Linked DNA regions of Homo sapiens: regions 2 and 3 are each linked to region 1. Evidence: chromatin contacts called from ENCODE Hi-C or POLR2A ChIA-PET data. All regions are on one chromosome and are shown on one strand. Each heading gives the region's core, a stretch centred on a gene start or an enhancer-like site at or near the end of the contact. The rest is flanking DNA. Distances are from core to core; before and after follow the strand shown. Region 1 holds the start of PFDN4 (prefoldin subunit 4). Region 2 holds the start of ZNF217-AS1 (ZNF217 antisense RNA 1). Region 3 has its middle 66 kb from the start of ZNF217.

What was found. A loop is a pair of places that touch in the nucleus more often than their neighbours do. ChIA-PET counts read pairs that join two places held with the same protein, here RNA polymerase II (POLR2A). Pooled maps may share reads with other maps.
Region 2: a loop to region 1 is called in a map with no recorded cell type, with 4 times the contacts of the local background. The contact joins the promoter of ZNF217-AS1 here to the promoter of PFDN4 in region 1. A Hi-C loop is called at or near these places in 1 of 168 maps with a recorded cell type or tissue (GM12878), 5 of 37 single-sample maps with no recorded cell type and 5 of 50 pooled maps.
Region 3: a loop to region 1 is called in a pooled map, with 4 times the contacts of the local background. The contact joins the enhancer-like site here to the promoter of PFDN4 in region 1. A Hi-C loop is called at or near these places in 1 of 168 maps with a recorded cell type or tissue (tibial artery) and 3 of 50 pooled maps. POLR2A ChIA-PET finds 5 or more read pairs at or near these places in 4 of 52 experiments (GM12878, HepG2, OCI-LY7 and 1 more).

Annotation. Positions count from the first base shown.
Region 1 is chr20:54,205,971-54,210,542 of GRCh38, reverse strand. It overlaps PFDN4 (prefoldin subunit 4), which reads right to left and starts at 2,456. Exons shown (of 4, transcript NM_002623.4): 1 at 2,419-2,456. The coding sequence starts at 2,442. LOC124904937 (a long non-coding RNA gene) reads left to right here and starts at 2,502. Exons shown (of 2, transcript XR_007067669.1): 1 at 2,502-2,586; 2 at 3,487-3,597. RefSeq lists enhancers at 1,425-2,241, 2,382-2,701, 2,242-3,059 and a silencer at 2,122-2,391.
Region 2 is chr20:53,550,002-53,554,573 of GRCh38, reverse strand. ZNF217-AS1 (ZNF217 antisense RNA 1) reads right to left here and starts at 1,804. Exons shown (of 6, transcript NR_110051.1): 1 at 1,487-1,804.
Region 3 is chr20:53,658,021-53,662,592 of GRCh38, reverse strand. No RefSeq gene overlaps it. Among named protein-coding and RNA genes, the nearest start is that of ZNF217, 66 kb to the right of the region's middle. RefSeq lists enhancers at 1,272-1,331, 2,252-2,311, 2,322-2,381. Within about 2 kb of position 2,397, at least 19 of the 41 ENCODE cell types and tissues checked have a DNase peak (open chromatin) inside an H3K27ac peak, as active enhancers do; they include GM12878 and OCI-LY7, where a contact is called at or near this core.

The DNA of each region.
Region 1 (4,572 bases), core at 1,207-3,706:
TCATCTAAACACTCTCCCCAGCAAAGTCATGACCAGTTGAGAGATACGATGTGTTACAAACGTAAAGTACTCCAGATTGTACGATTTGCTTTTAATTAAACTCAAAGGGCTATCTCTCTCTGTTTCACTCTCACTCACTGGCATACACATATGTTTTCTCCTAGTGAGGGCAAAGGGGAAAAGTGTACATGCAAGCTAATCTATCGGGAATTGTTCCTAACACTGGAAACATCTACAGGAGGACACTGCATCTATCATGTGACTCTTAAAGCCTCCAAAGTTAAAGAAGCTCCTTTATATTTTGGCCACCACCTACCCCTCTATAAGTTCTTTTCCCATCATGGCTCAAACTCTCTTCCCCTGATTATCTGCCATCGGGCCTTCCTTGTATTAAATGCACTCAGAGTCTCTGCAGATACTCCTCTCTAGAATGCTTCGCTCCCTATCCAACTCTCCCTTCCTTTCCTTACATAATCTCACAGATCTCAACTTAAATGGCACTTTCCCAGGAAAGTCTTCTCTGATCTCAAAACAGACCTCATTTTGGCCCTCATTTCATAAGCACTTTTCCTTCACAGTTCTCATCAGAGAAACTAGTTTTCTGTCTGACTATCTGAGTAATGCCTGCTCTGCCCTGGAACATACGTTCTTTGGGGCTATGAGATTAAGGGGAGAAGAGCTTTCTCACTGGTCACCACAGTTGTCTCCACTTAAAACTGAGACTACGCCATATTACGTGCCCCCGAAAATTTACTGAATCAATGAAAGGAAAAAAAAAGTTGGTAATTAGAAATTTTGCAATCAAAATCCAAGGTTCAAATCATTCTTCTGCCATTTCCTCTTCTACCATTTACTTCACCTCTCTGCACTTCAGTTTCCATACCTATAAAACGGAGTGAACCACAACTAGTATCTTCCAAGGAATTAAAGGCCATACCTAACACCAGAGGGCCCAATTTAACAAACTAGAGGTGAAGTGAATCTCACAAAGTTTCATACTTTTTTGAATCACCATGGCCCTAGACCCTACTCTGGGACACAGTAAGAATTTTTGGATGGCAGAATAGTAGGGTGAGCAACACATCCTGAGTTGGCTGGGGCTTTCCCATTTTTGGCAGTCCCTCAATTTCATATAAAAGGGGGCAATGGGTCACCCTACACCAGGCACAGATGGCATAGACTATGTGGTACTGGATAGGGGCAAAGCAAAGAAGTTCTAATGTGGTCTTAAAAGTGGAATGAACGCAAATCCCTCCAGCCAAGAGATTCTCATCAAAGACCCCCTATAGCAGTTTAAAACACAGACTCCGGAGTCAGAATGCCTGTGTTTAAATGCTAGCTTTGCCTCCGCGCCTGTTTTCTCATTGTTAAATAAGGATAAAAACAGTATCTCCCTCAAAGAACATAAAATAAACAATACACGCAAAACAACTTACAGCTGTACCTAGCACACTGTAAAGCTCCCCAAATTATCAGCCGTTATCTCCTTCCCCCTCTCCAATTTTCTTTTTCTTCTATCTGACTATCTTTACACATCTGGGAAGGCTCACGGGATTAAAAACCCCACATGGAAGTTTAGCCGGCTTAGTGGTTACACAGGCGTGCTTTGAGAAAAACAAAAACAAACCTGAGTTTGAACTCCAGCTCTGCTTCTTACTAGCTGAGTCACTTTAGGGCCTCTAACTGCTCTGTGTCTAAGTTTCTCTACCTGCAAAGTGGAGAGGAACCCATTGCACTTGCTGAGTTGCGGGGAGGATAACAGATAAACGGCCGGCTGCTGGGCCCGGCACATCTTCCATTCTCAATAAATACTGGTTTTAGCCTGAAGGACTCAGGGGCATCAAGCGTGGAAATGGGCAGCTCCAGGTTGGACACAGGGTCTCTGGGGCCTGCTAATCTGGGGATGCAGGAACCTGCTGTCCCCGTTATGAGCTGCGTAACCTCGGGCAGGTGACTCCCCATCTCTGGGCCTCAGTTTCCTCACCCGTAACCACGCTCCCAGCAGCAGCTACCCATAACCAGTGAGGCTAATGCGATCATGCCGGTGCAACGCCCGAGTCAAGGCCAACCACACTCAACGGGACCTTCGGCTTCCCACACCTCAGGGGCGAGGCCGGGGCTGCAGGTTCCTCAGACTCCCCGGGGGCACCCTCGGCATCGCGGGAGGCGGACCTGCGTCCTTCGAGGCTCCCGGCCCCAGCCCCGGCGCCCCGCCTCGGCTGGCCAGGTGCCTAGGAAAACGCTCAGGGCGCCAGGCGCGAGCAGGCCTTGCCGCGGGACCGCTCTCAGGGCCTCGGCCTCGGCCTCGGGTCCCACGCCGGGCTTCGGAGCTGCGCACCCCCAGCATCCCGCGCCCGGGCCCCAGCGGCCGAGATCCGGCGCCGCCCGAGCATCCAGAGCCCCGAGCTCCCCACTCACCGCCTTCTTCATGGTGGCCGCCATCTTGGGACTGGACTACCGCAGGCGGCGGGGAGGGCCGCAATGGCGCGCTTCGCCCCCGAGCGTTCTCTCGCTCCCGGTCGGCCTAGAACTCCCCGCAAAAATACAACACTGTCTCCACATTCCGTCCTCTTGGACTTTTGGCCAGTGAGTCCAAACGGCTGGGACGTAGGGAGGAAATGTGACCTGGAAGGACTTGGTACATGCCAATTAAAGGGACAGGCAACCCCCGTGGACCGACATAAACACGGGGGTGTGGCGAACGGCTCCGGCCGCGGGCAGCAGGGGGCGCGCCCAAGGCTCAGCGCGGCGGGGCCCAGCTGGGGCAGGATCAAAGGGCTCGGGGAATTTTTCTCCATCCGTCCCACAGACTTGCATTGAGAAAGCTAACCTACCTGTAAAACAGCTAGGAACGAATGGCCTTGGCAAATAGGGTGTGAGATTTATGTGCCATGATAATTCAGGTGGTGTAAAGGAGGTACTCCTATCTTTTAATGTAATTTTTTTTTAATTTAAATTCGGGGGGTATGTGTGCCGGTTTATTACATGGATATACTGCATGGTGCTAAGGTTTGGGTTTCTAATGATCCCGTTGCCCAAGTAGTGAACATAGTACCCCACAGGTAATTTTTCAACCCCTTTCCCCTGCCTCCTTCCCCGTTTTTGGAATCCGTAGCATTTATTGTTCCCACCTTTATGTCCACGAGTACCCAGTGTTTAGCTGTCACTCATAAGTGGGAACATGAGTGGTTGGTTTTCTGTTTCTGTGTTAATTCACTTAGGATAATGATGTCCAGCTGCATCCATGTTGCTGCAAAGGACATGATTTTGTTCTTTTTTATGGCTGCATAGTATTCCATGGTGTATATGGACCACATTTTCTTTATCCTATCCACCACTGATGGGCATCTGGGTTGATTCCATGCCTTTGCTGTTGTGACTAGGCAATCCTATTAATTAATTTACAGCAATATTACTGAACAATTACTGTATATTCTGACACTTGTGTCTCCCAATTAGTAATTTTTTTTTTTTTTTTTGCCTTAGGACCTCTTTATACTCCTGGAAATTACTGAGGACTCCAAAGAACTTTTGTTTATGTGGGTTATTTATCGATATTTGCTGTATTAGAAATTAAAGCAGAATTTTTAAAATGTATTTATTAATTCATTTAAAATAATATAAAACTCCATTCCATGGTAATAAAAATCACACTTTAAAAATAACTATATTTTCTAAGACAAAAATAAATTGAGAAGATTGTCATCATTTTACATTTTCACTGATCTCTTTAATATCAGGCTTAATGGAAGGTTACATTCTCATGTCTACTTCTGCATTCAGTCTCTCCAAATACACTGTTTAGTTGCCTAGTTGTAGGTATGAAAAACCCCAGCCTCATACAAATCATGTAGTTGGGAAAGGGAGGCCCTCATGGATCCCTGAAAAGGTCTCAGGGACCCCCGAGGTTCATGGGCCACAGCTTGAGAACTGCCCCTGACAAGCCTCCTCCTTTCTCAAAGTCCCAATTTCCTCTTTGGTTAAATGAGGGGAATGAGACCTTATAGCACCCTGTGCCCTCCCCACCGAACCACCTAGCCCGCCACGGGCATCGCCTGTTCTCCTGCCTATTCTGGGCTCTCCAGGCCCTTAGTATTGGGACTTTCCAGTGTGTAGCTCATATGTGCTCAAAAAAGTATTTGTTGAATAAAGATGTTTTTCCAGGGTTAAATCTTAGCACCGGGTCTGGCACATAGGAGATGCTCCATCAGTGATATCTGTTTATTCCAGAGCTCAATGTAAAAGCACTGCAAGAAACAAATGGTGGAGAGGGAGACAGAAATAAAGGGCAAAATTGTCACAAATGGTACCAAGTGCATGAAGGAGATAAATGAGGTGCTGAGGCAGAGCACAGAGGGGAGGGGTGGGGGCCAGCTCTGGAGCTGGCCTCTAAGCTAAGAGAAAATGGGAGGCCTCAGCATGGGGAGAGGAGACGAAAGTGGACCCCAGGGGTGGAGGGCTGAGAGGGAAAGAGCCTGGTGAGACATGGTAGAAAGGACAGAGCAGCATGGAGCGAGGCTGGGGTGCAAGGCAGGGGCCAGATCTGGGCATGTTTTAGAACTTGGTGAGGCC
Region 2 (4,572 bases), core at 555-3,054, 660 kb after region 1:
CATGCTAAAACCCCGTCTCTACTAAAAATACAAAAATTAGCCAGGCATGGTGGCGGGTGCCTGTAATCCCAGCTACTCAGGAGGCTGAGGCAGGAGAATCGCTTCAACCTCGGAGGTGGAGGTTGCAGTGAGCTGAGACTGGGCCATTGCACTCCAGCCTGGGCAACAAGAGCGAAACTACGTCTGAAAAAAATAAAAAAAGTTGGAATTTTGATTGGAAAAAGTAACACTTCATAAGGGAACGTTTTAGTTTGTATTGATTTCAATTTTGCCAACTTTCTAGCATGTTCAGGATTCTTCCAGCAGCTTCTCAGACAGCATATCAGCTTCGGTTAGCTACTATTCAGACAATTGCATTTCATAATCAGCAATCAAAATTGTACTTTTCTGTTAAAGCTGTTAAAATATTCTTGCTTTTAAAAAAGCTGTTAAAAACACAATTGGAAAAGTCAGTGAAATGATCATTTGATATTTGATTATTCAGTGAATTAGTTTTAGGCAAATCGGACTGGCAGGCTGCAGAGGTGGCAACAGGCCAGAGGTCATTAGAGGACCAGGAAGCCACAGGAAGGTCACCTCGGCTACATTTTATAGCTCACAAAATGTTTTTACACACACACTACCCACTCCCCCCCCTCCACTGCCCCCATCACCCCGAGATGGAGTCTGTCGCCTAGGCTGGAGTGCAGTGGCACAATCTCGGCTCACTGCAACCTCTGCCTCCCGGGTTCAAGCAATTCTCCTGTCTCAGCTTCCCAAGTAGCTGGGATTACAGGCACCCGCCACCATGCCTGGCTAATTTTTGTATTTTTAGTAGAGACGGGGTTTCACCATGTTGGCCAGGCTGGTATTGAACTCCTGACCTTGTGATCCTCCTGCCTCAGCCTCCCAAAGTGCTGGGATTATAGGCGTGAGCCACTGCACACAGCCTATACACACACTTTTTTAAAAAAACTTTTTTATTTTGGGATTTTTTTTTTTTTAAGTTTTAGTCTTGCTCTGTCACCCAGGCTGGAGTGCAGTGGTGTGATCTTGGCTCACTGCAACCTCCGCCTCCCAGGTTCAAGCCATTCTCATGCCTCAGCCTCCCAAGTAGATGGGACTACAGGCGCCACCACACCTGGCTAAGTTTTGCACTTTTAGTAGAGACAGGGTTTCACCATGTTGGCTGGGCTTGTGTCGAATCCCTGACCTTAAGTGATCCTCCTGCCCTTGGCCTCCCAAAGTGCTGGGATTACAGGCTTGAGCCACCTCGCCCAGCCTGGAATAATTTTATATTCACAGAACAGTTGTAAAGAGATTGCAGAGAGTTCCTGAATTCGAACCCAAGTTCCAACCCTGCACCCAGCTGGCCCTAGTGCTACCATCTTACATAAGCACAATGCATCTGTCAACACTAAGAAATTAACACTGGTATGTTACTTTATTTAGAATTCCCTAGTTTTCCCATTAGTGGTGGGATTTTTTTTCTGTCCCAGGATCCTACCTTGCATTCAGTCATCATGCCTCTTGTAGTCTTCTCTCGTCTGTGACCATTTCTTAGATTTTCCTTGTTTTTCATTCCGTGGACAGTGTTGGGAAGGACTCGGTGTTTTGTAGAATGTCTGCTGATCTGGGTTTGTCTGATGTTTTCTCATGATTGTCTGGGATTACGGGTTTTGTGGAGTATAATGCAGAGGTAAAGTGCCTTGTCATCTCATCATATCATGGGAGGCGGGGGTAGTATTGTGGGAGGCAGGGGTATGTGAGAGCCGCCTGGCAAATCTTGCCTCTACCAGGGTGCTTAATGTTGTCACATGTTTGATTATCATAACCTGTAAAATAACTGGAAAAGTTAAGATTCTATTTTATCATTTCAATGATTTTTTTTTTTTTTAATTTTGAGATGGAGTCTCGCTCTGTCGCCTAGGCTGGAGTGCAGTGGCGCAATCTCAGCTCACTACAACCTCTGCCTCCCGGGTTCAAGCAATTCTCCTGCCTCAGCCTCCTGAGTAGCTGGGATTACAAGTGTGCACCACCATGCCTGGGTAATTTTTGTATTTTTAGTAGAGACGGAGTTTCACCATGTTGGCCAGGCTGGTCTTGAACTCCTGGCCTCAAGTGATCCGCCTGCCTGGGCCTCTCAAAGTGCTGGGATTACAGGAGTGAGCCACCACGCCAGCCTCAACAGATAATATTTTAGTGAGCAGTCATATATGCAGGCGTTGCTTAAATTGAAGTCATTCAGTATTAATGAGGAAGGTCAGATGAGATCCTGTACTTAAGGAGCTGGGAAACTGAGGATTCGAGAGTCTAAACAGCTTTACCCAATGTGGTCCAGGTTGTAGGTGGCAGAGCCAAAATTCAAACGCGTGTCTCACTTCAAAGGCTCTGTGTGTGTTTGTGTGTGTGTGTGTGTGTGTGTGTGTGTGTGTTTGCTTTTGCTCCATTGATTCCAAATAACAAAACAAAACCAAACAAAAACTTTGCTACAAAACCCTCACTCTGATCCTGATGCTATCTTAATTGTGATAAATGTGTTGTTTAATCTTCACAACAAACTCATGGAAAGGAACTATATGTAATCCCAGAGCTTTGGGAGGCCGAAGCGGGAGAACTGCTTGAGCCCAGGAGTTTGAGACCAGCCTGGAAAACGTAGTGAGACCTCATCTCTACAAAAAGTTTAAAAATTAACCAGGTCTGGTGGCATGTGCCTGTAGTCTCAGCTACTCTGGAGGCTGAGGTGGGAGGATTGCTTGAGCCCAGGAGTTCAAGGTTGCAGTGAGCTGTGATCGCACCACTGCATTCCAGCCTGGCCAACGGCATGAGATCCCTGTCTCAAACAAAACTAAACAAAACCAAAAGAAAAGGAACTACATATCCTTCCTTTTTCAGGTGAGGAAACTGAGCCTTTGAGTGGTTAAGGAACATGTTCAAGGTTATAAAGCTGGCGCATGGGCTGGGCGCAGTGGCTCATGCCTGTAATCCTAGCACTTTGGGAGGCCGAGGTGAGCAGATCACCTGAGGTTTCTACTAAAAATACAAAATTAGCCAGGTGTGGTGGTGCATGCCTGTAATCCCAGCTGCTCGGGAGGCTGAGGCAGGAGAATTGCTTGAACCCGGGAGACGGAGGTTGCAGTGAGCCAAGATTGCTGCATTGCACTCCAGCCTGGGCGATAAGAGAGAAACTCCATGACACACACACACACACACACACACACACACACACACACACAAAAGCTGGCACATGGCTGAGTTGGGACTGGAAACAGACTGCTGGGCTCGAGGGCCTGAGTTTTCTTCATCAGAACATCACACACATTTAAAAATGTTTTGAAAATGTATATGTTTATTTATATTGAGGTAAAATTTACAAAACATAAAATATACCACATTATGCAAAGCTGGAGGCCAATAAACAAAATATATGTAAAAAGAAGAAAAAAATTCAAAAAGAAAAACTATATTAAAGTGTACAATTCAATAGCTGTTAGTACACTGACAACGTTGTGCAACCACCACCTCTATTATCAAGTTTCAAAATATTTCCATTGTCTCAAAAGGAAGCCCAGTTAGGCCACCACCCGCCATCCTTCCCTCCCCTAGCCTCTGGCAACCACTAATCTAGCTTCTGTCTGTATGGATTTACCTATTCTGGGCATTCCATATGACTGGAATTATGTGGTTTTTGTGTCTGGTTTCTTGCCCTTAGTGTAACTTTTTTTTTTTTTTTCGAGACAGGGTCTTGCTCTGTCACCCAGGCTGGAGGGCAGTGGCGCAATCGCAGCTCACTGCAGCTCCGACCTCCTGGGCTCAGGTGATCCTCCTGCCTGCCTCAGCCTCCTGAGTAGCTGGGGCCCCAGGTGTTCAGCACAATACTCGGGTAATTTTTTTTATTTTTATTTTTTGAGGAGACAAGAAGGTCTTACTATGTTGCTCAGGCTGGTCGGGAACTCCTGGGGTCAAGTGATCCTCCCACCTAGGCCTCCCAAAGTTGGGATTACAGACGTGAGCCACTGAGCCCAGCTGGGACTTAGCATAATGTTTTTGAGGCTTACTCATGGTGGAGCATGGATCAGTGTTTCATGCCTTTTTATAGCTGAATAATATTCCGTGATGTGGATAGACCAACATATGGTTTGGATCTGTGTCCCCACCCAAATATCATGTTCACTTGTAATCCTCCGTGTTGGAGGTGGGGCCTGGTGGGAGGTGACAGGATCATGGGGGTGGATCCTCATGAATGGTTTAGCACCATCTTCTTGTGTTGTTCTCATGATAGTGAGTTCTCATGAGATATAGTTGTTTAAGAGTGTGTAGCACCCCCACCCAACTCTTGCTCCTGCTCCCGCCATTTGAGACGCTTCTCTCCCGCTTTGCTTTCTACCATGGTTGTAGGTTTCCTGAGGCCTCCCTGGAAGTAGAAGCTGCTATGCTTCCTGTACAGCCTGCAGAACCGTGAGTCAATAAACCTCTCTTCTTTATAAATTACCCAGTCTCAGTCTCAGGTATTTCTTTCTTTCTTTTTTTTTTTCTGAGACGGAGTCTCACTCTGTCCCCAGGCTGGAGTTCAGTGGCACCATCTCGGCTCAC
Region 3 (4,572 bases), core at 1,148-3,647, 550 kb after region 1:
ACCACTGTCTCTACAAAAAATTAAAAAAAAAAAAAATTTTAAAAAAAGAGACAGATAAGAAAAACACATATTGAGTGAGATAATAAGTGCTGTCTAGAGGCATCCATATATTCCATCTATGATGTTTTACAGATGTTATTTACCTGGTGACTGCCAAATACTCCCAATATAATCTTAATTATCTTTTTTTAATAGCACAAGGAGCTGGGTGCGGTGGCTCATGCCTGTAATCCCAGCACATTGGGAGGCTGAGGCGGGAGGATCACCTGAGATCGGGAGTTCGAGACCAGCCTGACCAACATGGAGAAAAACCCTGTCTCTACTAAAAATACAAAATTAGCTGGGCACAGTGGTGCGTGCCTGTAATCCCAGCTACTCGGGAGGCTGAGGCAGGAGAATTGCTTGAACCCAGGAGGTGGAGGTTGCGGTGAGCAGAGATCGTGCCATTGCACTCCAGCCTGGGCAACAAGAGCGAAACTCCATCCCAAAAAAAAAAAAAAAAGAAAAAGAAAAGAAAAAAAAGAAATAGCACAGGGAATACTGACCACATTTCTGCCTTTGTTCAGTTCAGATTGACAAATATTTGTTGAGCTCCGACAAGCAGGGAGAGGGACAAGGTGAACCAGCCCTTTCCTGCCCCTAAAGAGCAGCATAGCCACCAAGTAAACACATCATTTCAATATACTGTGGTAGCCCCTGGATAGAGGGAACTAAAAGTTGCTACAAAAACATGAATGCTATCTAGAAACTCCTGCATTTTCTCTTGAAGCATGTGAAGGAGTTCATCTGAAAAAGATGCCAAAAAGCCAAGAATCCAGCATCTACATCATCTTAGGAGGGAGCAGGGATAGGTAGGGAGGAGCCACCAGCTCTCGGATATTCCCAGATGCTAAAAGGTAAAGTGAATTCTTCTATAAGGATGTGTCTATCTAGCTGAGTCTGCAAAGCCTCCCCACAGTAAATCTGAAGTTGAGAATGCCAAAGTATTTGCTTTCATCTAACTCTTTGACAGACAAATAGAATACAAAAATAAAAACATCTCTCTTCTACCCTCATTGTAATCTTTTTCCTCTTTTCAAAATCTTTTAAACAAAATGCCTCTTTACTGTGAAATCTGTTCTATTGATTTGTTTTCATAAAAGATCTCTCTCCTAAAGAAAGGAAAAGCCATCTTTGATCTGACTTGACAAAAAGATCTAATCAAACAATAAAATCTATGAAGGAAAAAAAAGAAAAAGAAGCAAGCTTCTTTGAGCCACATCAAATATATGAAAGAGAAAATACTTCATTTAAATGCTAAAAACTAACACAAAACAGCTTGAAATGTAATAACCTCTCCTGAATAAGTGAAACCACATGTTGATCTGACATGAGTTTCTAAGACACAATTAAAGGTCACTTCGTGTACAAACATCTCATTCGGAAGTGAGAAGCTTGAATTGCTGTCAGTATTTTTGGCCACCACGGGGCAGGTGCTCCCACCTGGCACAAACCATATAGACGCCCCCAGAGGGAATGAAGGTGATACTCCACATACTGGAAGCTTCAAATCTAGCCGCGCCAGGAAATGTTCAGCCCTGGATTTCAGCTGTTTCTCCCTTGATGTCCTAACAGAGAGGACTAACTAAATGTGAGAATCCTTGTTGTTTTAGGAAGCCCATGGAAGTGGCTTTACTTAAAAAACTAAAGGCTTCCTTTCTGCTCTGTCTGTCTTTATGACCCACCAGGGTCCTAGGAGAGAAGACATTAGGGTGTTGCAGCCACAGAGTCACATTTGGAAACGTCTTCCAGCAGCTGGGATGTTTCAATTCAAGACTCTTTAAGGGAACACAGGGTATTTGGAAAGTGACTTTAAAATGCCCTGGCCTCCAGGCCTATCTCCTCTTACCAAATCCCTTTAAGAAAGGATGTGCTGGGGAAAGACTTCAAAGTGTTTCAAAAGGGAAATCACATCTTGAAAGCTTTTCTCAGAATGAGAAAGAAACACATTATTTGATTTGAAAGAGAAGTAAATCTTAAGCAGCAATGAAGGAGGATCAAAGAATAGGTTCATGTGAACTTAAGAAGTGATCCTTTCCAGCGGAACGTGACTTTACTCTTTCCGATGCCCTCAACGCATTTTGGGGATTGTAAGTTTACTCGAGAATCAAAATAAAGAGGCGAGCCAGCGTTCCAGAAAATCACGTGGTCTCCCCCGCCCCCCAATCTATTTTACAGCCCTCTCCAGCTTCGAACTCGCGCCAGGCTGTGCGCACCGACTTTGCGCTGGCGGCGTGGACGCTGCGGCCACTCGCGGGCGGCGTGGACGCTGCGGCCACTCGCGCGGCTGTTGTTGTTGCTGCTGCGTGGAGGCACGCCGCTCCTTGCACACGCGGGGCAATTCTCCGGTTGGGGAAGGAGGAAAATGGCTGAGAAAAGGACCTAAGAAAGCCTTCAGGGTGGGCCCCCATTTCTTCCTGCCCCGCCCACACCCTGCCACACTCTCCCGCCGTCCCCTCCCCACCCCCCCTTGTTCTTTGGACCTGACCGATGAAAAATTCAACTAATACCTAAATAGATTCTTCTTGCAAAAAAGTAAAATCTCAAAGCAAAACAAAACAAAACAAAAATTTGTTAGGGGAGAAATCATCTGTGAGGTGCCCTTTCCATTCTAGCTCCCTCTCCCCTCTCCGTTTCCCTAAATGTTATTCTCTATCGATAGACATAGAGATGTGGATATTACCTGTAGATAGATATTTTAAAATTGTATTTATTTCTTAAAGACACTTCCATAATCTAATATACAAAGGAATTCATAAACTTAAGAGCGGAAGTTGTCACATAAATAAAAAACAACCAATACTTTTTGATCAGTAAAATCACTGATTCGGCTGGGCGCGGTGGCTCACGCCTGTAATCCCAGCACTTTGGGAGGCCAAGGCGGGCCGATTATGAGGTCAGGAGATGGAGACCATCCTGGCTAACAGGGTGAAACAAACCCCGTCTAAACTAAAAATACAAAAAATTAGCCGGGCGGGGCGCCTGTAGTCCCAGCTACTCGGCAAGCTGAGGCAGGAGAATGGCGTGAACCCGGGAGGCGGAGCTTGCAGTGAGCCGAGATTGCGCCACTGTACCCCAGTCTGGGCGACGGGGTCTCCGTCTCAAAAAAAAAAAAAAAAATCACTCATTCTTTGTAAAGTCCAATAAAATTAAGTTTAAGTCCATTGGTAAGAATGAGTAAGAAAAACAAGAGGGAATGTACTTATAAACAACATCAAGAATAAAAGTAGATACATAATTACACATACGGGGCCGGGCAAGGTGGCTCACACCTGTCATCTCAGGACCTTGGGAGGCCGAAGTGGGCGGATCACTTGAGGTTAGGAGTTCCAGAACAGCCTAGCCAACATGGCGAAACCCCATCTCTATTAAAAATACAAAAATTAGCCGGGCGTGGTGGCACATGCCTGTAATTTTACACCGAGCTACTCAGGAGGCTGAGGCATGGGAATCCCTTGAGCGTTGCAGTGAGTCGAGATCACACCACTGCACTCCAGTCTGGGCGACAGAGCAAGACTCTGTCTGAAATAATAATAATAATAGTAATTACACATACAGAGCAACCTTTTGAAATTTTAAGTGACTGTTTTCTACAGCTGTGTACTGTTTGGCTTGAAAACCTAGCTTTGTCTAAGGAAAAAAACCGAATTACCAAAATCAACCCAATCCAGGTGCTGTATTTACACCTGAAAGTATTGCTTTTCTTTACCTGCTTGCTTGATGTAATATATATTAAATAGCCACTGTGGAAAATCACGGGAAATTTTAATATTTTCCTCAGAAGCTTGTTAGTTAATCCAACTCTAACCCGGAGAAAGTTGCTGCATTAACAGTTTCTCAACAGACAAAAAATGGCCACGAAAACAATGGCTAGTCTTTATTTGGGGCTTACTCTACACCAAACATACACATTAGCATATTTGGCCTCCGTAATGCCGCTTAAGGTTTGATACCATTGCTATACCCATTTTACAGATGGCAAAACTGAAGTGTGAAGAGGTACCCAAGATCACACAGCTTTGAGGGGCAGAATGGGGATCCCAATGGAGAAAAGCTGTGACTGTTTAAAGTGTCATTCAAAGACTACATTACATCATAGGAGAATCCAGCTATAACTTCCCTTATCACATTTTAACTGGGAACCGCATAATTGTGCCATGAATAGTGCACCTATCTTACATAGATGGTCTTTAGCAAGAGCGTGAATTTAAAGTAGGAAAAACATTAAATGCCCTCAAGAAAGATGACTAAAAGATTTGAAGAAACTGAGGGAGTGTCAGCTAGGGTAAGGTTTACTTAATTGGAGATTTAGGGGATAAGTATAAAAAGAAAGTGTTAGCCTATACCTGGCACCCCAGAAACATCGATGTAGTTTAGCTATCCAGATCATTATATTAGTGTCAGGATTAATCTATTTCTCCCTACTTTTAATTTTTTTAAATTTCTTTTCTTCTTTCTTCCTTCTCCTTCCCCCTTCTTTCTTCCCATATCAAAAGGACTAAATGTTAATCCACTCAAAAGACCTGATTGGCT